Regions from separate parts of the Homo sapiens genome. Here region 2 is linked to region 1. Evidence: read pairs that join two places in POLR2A ChIA-PET (ENCODE). Cell type or tissue: HCT116. All regions are shown on one strand.

Region 1 (5,000 bases):
GCACTTGAAGAAGGCCAGGAGCCTCTGCTGCTGACCTGAGAGCTGGGCCTGCGAGTGCTGCGCCGACGGGGCCTGCTCCACATCGAGGCTCAGCTTCCCAGGGGCCTCCTGCAGCAGCCGGGCCAGCTGCTCCTCCCAGGGGCTCTCGGGGGGCCTGGCGCGTGCAGTGCTCCAGGCACCCGGCCATCTGCTTGCTCAGGAGCCGGGGCTCCACCTGCAGGCGCCTGGTCAGCGCCTTGAACTCCCCGCTCTGGAATGGCATCTGCAGCTTCGCCTTCAACCGCTGCATACGCATCTGCTGGGTCCGCTTATCCTTCTCCAGTCTCTTTGCCCAGCGGCCACAGGGCACCGGGGTGGCATCCTTGACCCCCATCTGGACCTTCCTGGGTGGCTGGAGGCTACCACCTCCACTGCCACATTCTGGGAGCCACGCCACATCCACCCTGTTCACCACCACCTCCGACACGCTCCCAGCCTGCAGCTGCCGCACCCGCGCCTGGAGCACCTCCAGCAGCTCCACGTGGCCCCAGTCCTTCCTGCGGTCTTGGTCTTGCTCCTGGGGGCTGGCGGATGAGCTCCTCCTGGGGCCGCAGACGCCACCGACGGTCCCTTCTTTGGCGGGGAGTCCCGGGCGGCCGCAAGGCCGCAGGGCCCGTTTGAGCCCCGCCGCTCCACAACTTTCTTGTTGGTAAATACAGGGGGCATTTCTTCAGATCTTAATTGATTTTTCTATACTCTGATTGCTTCCTCTTTCTGAGATGCTTGCTTCTCTTGGCTGCGTGGAACCATAGTCTCCTCTTTCTGCTTGCTCCTTCTTAGTTTCCTCTTGGGCTTTTTTTCCTTTGCCTGACCCTTATATGTTCGAGCTCTTAGAGATGGTCCTAAGTCTCTACTCTTCTCACCTTCACCCTCAACCATGGACATTGAAAGATTCTCCCCGGGGCCTGAAAACTTAAGGGAATGAATAACTCCTCCTTACTCAGGCCCAGTGCCAAGGCTCAAGGCCACTTGTACCAGCAGCGTGCGTCAGCAAGATAGCAGAAGCAGGAAGACAGCTGGCTGGAGGACACATACGCCGGAAGATTGAGAGGGAGGCCGTACGGGTACTACATAGCAGACACGTCAGACTGGGACACTGCCTGTTTACAGAGGACTATAAAACCCCTGCCCCGGACTCACTTGGAGCTGACGCCATTTTAGGCCTCAGTCCACCAGCACCCAGGCGCTTATTGAGACAGCGTGTTGTTCCACACCGCCTCACGTTGTCTGTTGGCGCGCTCTGCTCTCGCGGTTCGAACGATACAAGAGCCTTGCAGACATCTCATTTTATGGCTTTCTTTACTCTTTAGAAACAAATGACTCAAAAATCTATCATCTCTGGCCAGTCGCGGTGGCTCACGCCTGTAATCCCAGCACTTTGGGAGGCTGAGGCGGGTGGATCACAAGGTCAGGAGATCGAGACCATCCTGGCTAACACAGTGAAACCCCATCTCTATTAAAAAATACAAAAAACTAGCCGGGCGTGGTGGCACACACCTGTAATCCCAGCTACTTGGGAGGCTGAGGCAGGAGAGTCGCTTGAACCGGGGAGGCGGAGGTTGCAGTGAGCCGAGATTGCGCCACTGCAGTCCGCAGTCCGGCCTGGGCGACAGAGCGAGACTCCGTCTCAAAAAAAAAAAAAAAAAAAAAAAAAAAAAAAAATCTATCATATCTACCCTGATTCCTTTGGTGAGACCCAAATGCGACATTCATCTGCCTTCTAGATATCACCTAGATGACTTATAGGCACCCCAAGCTCCAAAATGGAACACATCCTTTCACCTCAACATCTGTTTCTCCTCTAGTGTTACGTAGCTTATTAAATAACTTTACCATGAACTTGGTTGACCACACCAGAAACCCGGGAGGTCTCCTTCAAATTGTTTATTCTCTCTCCTCCACCCCCAACCTGTCCATTATAATCAAATATGAAATTTTGTCACCTTGAAACCCTAAATATTTCTTTTTTTAACTTTTAAAAAAGCTTGGTAAAATACACACAACATAATTTTTTTTTTCAAGATAGGGTCTTACTCTGTCACTCAGGCTGGAGTGCAGTGGTGCCATCATGGCTCGCTGTAGCCTTGACCTCCCAAGCTCAAACAATCCTCCCGCCTCAGCCTCCTGAGTAGCTGGGACTACAGGTGCCTGCCCCCATGCCCAGCTAATTTCTGTATGTTTTTTAGAGAAGGGAGGAGGGGTATCACCATCTTTCCCACGCTTGTCTTAAACTCTTGACCTCAAGCGATCCTCCCACCTCAGCCTCCCAAAGTGTTGGGATTATAGGTGTGAGCCACCATGCCTGGCCCAGGTTTACCATTTTAACCTTTTTGCTTGTTTGTTTTTTGAGACGGAGTCTCACTCTGTCTGTCGCCCAGGCTGGAGTGCAATGTTGCGATCTTGGCTTACTGCAACCTCTGCCTCCCAGGTTCAAGCGATTCTCCTGCCTCAGCCTCCCGAGCAGCTGGGATTACAGGCATGTGCCACCACGCCTGGATAATTTTTATATTTTTAGTAGAGATGGGGTGTCACTATGTTGGCCAGGCTGGTCTCAAACTCCTGAGCTCAAGTGATACAGCCACGTTGGCCTCCCAAAGTGCTAGGATTATACGCATGAGCCACCATGCCTGGCCCCATTTAAACCATTTTTTAACCGTACTATTCTGTGGCATTAAGCACATTTGTGTTGCCGAATGGTGCAACCATCACCAATATCCATGTGTAGAACTTTTTCATCTTCTCTGGTTGAAATTCTATACCCATTAAACATTAAATCTTCACTCCCTAGTCTTCACCCAGACCCTGGCAGCAACCATTCTACTTTCTGTCTCTATGAATCTGGTACCGCATATAAATGAAATCACACAGCAGTTGTCTTTGTGTTGGCTTCCTTCACTTAGCATAATATCCTCAATGTTCATCCATGTTGTACCACATGTCACAATTTTCTTCCTTTTTTAAGACTGAGTAGTACTACATTGTATGGATAAACTGTATCTTGTTTACTCATTCATCGCTTGATGGACTCTTGGGTTGCTTCCACCTTTTGGCTATCGTGAATAATGCTTCTGTGAACGCAAGTGTACAAACATCTGTTTGAGTCTTTGTTTTCACTTCTTTTGGGTATATACCCTATATCCACGAGTGAAATTATTGGATCATGTGGAAATTGTTTTATTTTTTGAGGAGCCACCTTATGATTTTATTTTCTTTTTTTTTTTTGAGACAGAGTTTTGCTATTGTCGCCCAGGTTGGAGTGCAATGGCATGATGTTGGCTCACTACACCCTCCCCCTCCCAGGTTCAAGTGATGTTCCTGCCTCAGCCTCCCGAGTAGCTGAGATTACAGGCATGCACCACCACACCTAGCTAATTTTTGTATTTTTAGTAGAGATGGGGTTTCTCCATGTTGGTCAGGCTGGTCTCGAGCTCCCGACCTCAGGTGATCTGCCTGCCTCGGCCTCCCAAAGTGCTGGGATTACAGGTGTGAGCCACCTTGCCTGGCCCATATGATTTTCTATAATGGCTGCACCCTTTTACATTCCTACCAGCAATGCACAAAGCTTCCAATTTCTCTACATCCTCACCAATGCTTGTTTTTGTTTGTTTGTTTTCTGAGACAGTCTTGCTCTGTGACCCAGGCTGGAGGGCAGTGACATTGAAAGAGGAGAAAGGAAGAAACCGGTCAGGCACACAGTTAGGGTGGATCCTTGGTTGAATTCTTTCAAACAAAAGAACAGCTTGCAGGCACAGATAAGGGAACTTGCACAGGGGGGCTTGCCTAAGACATGCCCACAGCTGCACAGATAAGAAAGGCTATGCAGGGCGGGGCACGGTGGCTCACGCCTGTAATCCCAGCACTTTGGGAGGCCGAGGCGGGCGGATCACGAGGTCAGGAGTTCAAGACTAGCCTGGCCACCATAGTGAAACCCCATCTCTACTAAACATACAAACATTAGCTGGTCATGGTGGCACGTGCCTGTAATCCCAGCTACTCAGGAGGCTGAGGCAGGGGAATTGCTTGAACCAGGACCTGGGAGGTGGAGGTTGTAGTGAGCCAAGATGGCGGTGCCACTGCACTCCAGCCTGGGCGACAGAGCGAGATTCCGTCTCAAACAAACAAACAAAAAAGCTATACAGGTGACTTGCCCAGACATGCCCACAATGGAAAATTCCATCCCCTGACACATGCGCAGTAAAGGGAACAAAGGAATATAGAGTAATTCAAGCTAAGGACCCGCATGCTAACTAGGAGGACAGCGTGGAGCTACCACAAATTCATGCCTTATGCAAATGCAATAGCCAGCCCTCATCAGTTTCTTATAAAAGCCTTTGAATTCAACTGTAAAAATGACAACCCTCTTCCAAGTCCCCTCTTTGCAGCAGAGAGCTTTCTTCTTTTGCTTATTAAATTTTTGCTCCAACTTCACCCTTCATGTCCATACTCAACTTTCTTGGTTGTGAGACAAAGAACTTTGGGTGATACCTTGGACTACAAGAGACTGCTACATTGTGGCACATCGGTGACACTAACAGCATGACCATGGCTCACTGCAGCCTCAACCTCCCATGCTCAAGTGATCCTCCCACCTCAGCCTTCCCAGTAGCTGGGACTACAGGCACACACCACCACGCCCGGCTAATTATTTTATTTTTTGTAGAGACAGTGTTTTGCTGTGTTGCCCAGATATATCTTGAACTCCTGGGATCAAGGAATCCTCCCCCTTCACCCTCCCATAGTGCTGGGATTACAGGTGTGAGCCACTGAGCCCTGCTTGTTGTTTTGTTTTGCTTGAGATGGAGCCTCGCTCTGTGGCCCAGGCTGGAGTGCAGTGGTGTGATAGCTCACTGCAACCTCCACCTTCCAGGTTCAAGCGATTCTCCTGCCTCAGCTCTGAGTAGCTGAGATTACAGGTGCCCACTGCCATGCCCGGCTAATTTTTTTTTGTATTTTTAGTAGAG
Region 2 (5,000 bases), 1.8 Mb before region 1:
GCACTCCACCCTGGGTGACACAGCAAGACCGTGTTTCAAATATATATATATATATATATTTTAATTAAAAACTATTTTTAAAACTAACCAGATTCTAGAAAAAAGTGAAAACACATTTTCAAAAATGCTACTAACTTGATTCGAAAAAGACTATCTCAGTGTCTTCCACATGAGGCAGGAGAAGAAACCAATTCTTAAACCTCATTTCCCCTACCCCTGAGATCAATGGGTTCCTATAGATAGAATTTTATATTTATATTTTCCCATTGTTATTAATGGTAATTAACAACATGTAAATGGTATGGTTAAAAGTCACCCTCATTTCACCTTTGATACTTTATCTTTTCTTTGTTTCAATGCATTGATACCTTATCTTGATGTCTCACATTACTTCAACAGAAATAAAAAATACATTTTGAAAAGCAATGTAAAAAATTAAACTTTGTCTCAGAAAATTATACTAAAAAACTGTTATAGGCCAGGCATGGTGGCTCACATCTGTAATCCCAGCATTTTGGGAGGCTGAGGCCCACAGATTATCTGAGGTCGGGAGTTCGAGACCAGCCTGACCAACACGGAGAAAACCCCCTCTCTACTAAAAATACAAAATTAGCCAGGTGTGGTGGCGCATGCCTGTAATCCCAGCTACTCAGGAGGCTGAGGCAGGAAAATGGCTTGAACCAAGGAGGCAGAATTTGCGGTGAGCCGAGATCATGCCATTGCACCCCAGTCTGGGCAACAAGAGCGAAACTCCATCTCAAAAAAAACAAAAAACTGTTGGAAGGTTTAAAATGATTTAGCTACAGGTGTTATGAAAACTAAGCATAGGAAAAAATAAGGCAATTTTTAAAACAAGGAAAAACAAAATATTGAATAAGAAAGAAACCTAGCTGCCACGGTGGCTCACACTTGTAATCCCAGCATTTTGGGAGCCTGAGGAGGGCAGATCACTTGAAGTCAGCAGTTCGAGAATAGCCTGGCCAACATGGTGAAACCCTGTCTCTACAAAAAATACAAAAATTACCCAGGTGTGGCAGTGTGCACCTGTAATCCCAGCTACTTGGAAGGCTGAGGTGGGAGGGAGAATCTCTTGAACCTGGGAGGCAGAGGTTGCAGTGAGCCAAGGTTGTGCCACTGCACTTCAGCCTGGGTGACAGCGCAAGACCCTGTCTCAAAATACAAAAAAAAGAGAAAAAGAAAGAAAACTATATCATAGTACACTATGTTGCAAGGAATATTTACATAGTCATAATATTGTAAATAACACTGATTTAACCAAAAATTGTGATATAATTTCACTGGATTTTGTCAGGGAGGGATGTAAGAAAGTTAAATACGTATCTCTTCTACAAATGCAAAGCAAAAGATAAGTTTAAAATTATTTTAAAATAACAGTAAAGGGCCAGGCGCGGTGGCTCACACCTATAACCCCAGCACTTTTGGAAGTTGAGGCTGGCAGATCGCTTGAGCCCAGCAGTTCAACACCAGCCTGGGCAACACAGCAAAACCCTGTCTCTACAAAAAAATACAAAAATTAGCCAGGCATTTGTGGCACATGTCTGTAGTCCCAGCTACTTGGGAGGCTGAGGCAGGAAGATTGCTTGAGCCCAGGAGGCAGAAGTTGCAGTGAGTTGAGATCCCACCATTGCACTCCAGCCTAGGTGATTGCAGTGAGTTGAGATTAAGTCATTGGACTTTAGCCTGGGTGACAGAGTAAGACTCTGTCTCAAAAAAAAAAAAAAAAAAAAAGTAAAAATATTTAGAACTAAATGGTGGTATGTACCAGAAGCAACTACTAGAAACTGGTTGCTTCTGGAACCCTGATAAAATTGAGCTAGGTAAGGATAGGAACTCTTGTTTTCACTAACTCTTTTTTTATTCTATTTTAACTATGTGCATATGTCACTTTGATAAAATAAGTAAATAAGTAAGATTTACTTGCAAAACAGGTGATGCATTTCCTACTGATACATAGATTCATCATAAATCAAAGATTGCATTTCATCACACCCTCTGCCCTAGTAACCTGATTTCGGGTCCTTATTTGACACCATGGTTTGTTTTCTTTTTTTTTTTTCCTTTTGAGACAGAGTTTCGCTCTCGTCGCCCCGGCTCGAGTGGAATGGCGCAATCTCGGCTCACTGCAACCTCCGCCTCCTAGGTTCAAGCGATTCTCCTGCCTCAGCCTCGCAAGTAGCTGGGATTACAGGCACCGACAACCATGCTCGGCTAATTTTTGTATTTTTGGTAGGGACTGTTGGCCAGGCTGGTCTTGAACTCCTAACCTTGGGTGATCCACCCACCTTGGCCTCCCAAAGTGCTGGGATTAAAGGCATGAGCCACTGTGCCCGGCCATGGTTTATTTTCTCATTCTACTGGGACTTAATACTTATAGCAGCAGCACATGGAATTTGTGGATCTCAGTATGAGACACTCTGTAAGATGTTTCTTTCTTTTAGATTCCCTTAGAGAATCACCAAAGGAAAATTCATGCACAGAGTATAAAATATTCCCCCCAAAGAGACTTACTAAGTTTTATGAAAATAAAACTAGTTATTTCCACAAGATGTTCTGAGTTATATTTATATAGATTACTATCCTGCCAAGTTATTTTATTGTTAAAAAATAAACACTTCATGAAAGGTAAACAGTTCTCAGTCTTACGTAGATGCTAAAAAAGTTGATCTCATAGAAGTAGAGAGTAGAATAGTGGTTACTAGAGGCGAGGAAAGGGAGGGGGAGGAAGTGATAGCTGAAAGTTGGTTATGTATAGAAAAGTACAGCCAGATAGGAGGGAAAAGTTGTAGCATGCTACAGCACTATAGGGTGACTATAATTAACAACAATTGGTTGTATATTTTCAAATAGCTAGACGACCAGATTTTTTAATGTTCCCAACACAAAGAAATGACAAATGTTTGAGATGATGGATATGCTAATGGCCATGTGTAATGGCCTATTTGACATTATATACACGTATCTAAACATCACACTGATGGCAACGGCGAGCCTTCTGGAGTGGCCGCTGACGTCACGCCAGCTGCAGCAGGGAGACACAGGCAGTGGTGGCAGGATTGGCTTCAAGAGCAGCAATAGTGGCAGTGGGTCCCCTGTGCTCCACGTCACCGAAGCAGCCCATGGCACAGCTGTCAATGTGGGTTGGTGGGGGGCGGGGGGGAGGCGGAGCTGGGCCTGGGGCGGTGCCCCACTCCACAAAGGCAGCGGGACCCAGGGACAAGCGGGGCCCGCCCACCCCACCCCACCTCAGGAGCCAGGCTGAGCCCGCCCGCCAGCAGAAGAGCAGCACGGTTGGGCAGGAGGGGCAGGCAGAGAGGGGCCCAGCGAGGACATGGAGCCCCCACACCAGGCTGCAAGGAGATGCGGCCAGGGCTGCCGACATGCTCCAGGCAGTGAGCGAAAGCCCCGCCCTCTCAGATGCAGGACCTGGACATCTCTGGATTCTGCACCCTCAGGGGTCCGGGGAAGTCCCCCTGCCCCTGCAGGCTCAGGAATGTCTGCTCCTGCTGCCTGGCCTCTCCCGACTCCCAGCCCCTGCTCCAATCTTGGAGCAGGGCTGAAGCCAAGCCAGGTAACTGTCACAGCCCGGCCAGGTATGTGGACACTCAGGGCGGTGCTGACGTGCTAGCTGCCTGCCACCTCAGCCCGCTTTGGACTTTGGGCACCAAAAAGCAAGATGGGGGAATCAAGGGGAGATTAGTGCAGCTCGGTGCTGGCCTGCAGGTGCCCCTTGGCAGGAGCAGCCTGGGAGCCATGGATGGCGGCAGGCAGCAGACAGGCTCCTGGGCAGAAGGGGGCAGGTCCCCACTGAGGCCCCACCTTCCGGGCCAGGGAGGGCCTGAAGGCTGGGGGCCAGGCTGCTAGTCCTGTGGACTGGAGTGGGAACTTGTGGTGCCTTTTCCAGGCACAGCAATCCATAGACCAATCAGTGCATACTTCCTCCCCTCTGAGGCCCATAAAAGCCCCAGGATCAGCCAGAGCTGTACAGATGATGGAACAACCAGCTGCAGGGAGGAATTACCTTCTCTGCTGAGAGCTGGACAGATGATGGGACCACCAGGTGCAGAGAGGAGCTACCCTCTCTGCTGAGAGCTGGACCGAGGATGGGATGACCAGCTGAAGAGAAAAGCTACCCCTTCTGCTGAGAGCTGAACACTCTTCAGGATACCCTGGCTACAGAGAGGAGCTGCCCACTGCAGGTCTCCTCTAAGCTGTTCTATTGCTCAATAAAGCTCCTCTTCATCTTCCTCACCCTCCATCTGCATACCTCATTCTTCCTGGGTGCAGGACAAAAGCTTGGGATCCACTAAATGGCAAGGCTAAAAGAGCTATAACATAAACAGAGCTGAAACATTCTTGCCACATTGTGGGCAAAGAGAAGGAGAGAAGAGCTGCAGCCCTTCCAGAAGGCCAGACCTGGGAGCTCCCTGAGCCAGGGCTATGAGTCCCTCTTTGGGGCCCTGCGGTTCCTGATGTCTCCAAGCTTCCAGACGCCATCACACTCCCCGGGAGCAGCCAGAGAAGCTGCTTGAAGTGCACCTGGTCCAGCTGCAGCCTTGCAGGAAGGCAACGCCCATGCCAGCACCTGGAGCTACCTGCTCTGTGGCAGCAGCCAGTGTGTCTTGACTGCACACTGGCTGTACCCCACTCTAGCTCACACACCCCTCCCCAGCTCCACGCCTGACTCACGCAGTCTCCCTTGGAGGCATGAGATCCAGGCTGGTAGTGTGAGCCTGCCAGGCCAAGTGGATGGAAAAAGCCCAGCGGGCCCAGACAAAGGCGCCACCAGCCACACGTTTCTGGCCAGAAAGGAGACACCCTAAAGATGCTGTAACAACACTGTACTCCATAAATATGTATAATTATTAAGTAAATTAATATAACAAAAGAAAAAGGAAACTGTTTATTCGTAAAAAGAAAGTGTTAAATAATACTTCCAGAAAAAAACAAAAAGATGTTAGTTGCTCCATCTTCTTGGTATA

Evidence for each region. Peaks named below come from ENCODE experiments on the same cell type or tissue, not always from the same donor. Only the 100,000 strongest peaks of a DNase experiment are listed, where the experiment ranks them.
Region 2: POLR2A ChIA-PET joins it to region 1 with 8 read pairs; 2 of 35 experiments call an interaction of 5 or more read pairs at or near these places.

What each region holds. Positions count from the first base shown.
Region 1 is chr17:62,139,967-62,144,966 of GRCh38, forward strand. It overlaps the pseudogene POLRMTP1. Among named protein-coding and RNA genes, the nearest start is that of MED13, 77 kb to the left of the region's middle. In HCT116, no CTCF peak of the experiment used is centred here; no DNase peak of the experiment used is centred here; H3K27ac peaks cover 878 bases.
Region 2 is chr17:60,324,245-60,329,244 of GRCh38, forward strand. All of the region lies in intron 2 of USP32 (ubiquitin specific peptidase 32), which reads right to left. Among named protein-coding and RNA genes, the nearest start is that of USP32, 65 kb to the right of the region's middle. RefSeq lists a silencer at 1,102-1,255 and an enhancer at 3,412-4,258. In HCT116, no CTCF peak of the experiment used is centred here; no DNase peak of the experiment used is centred here.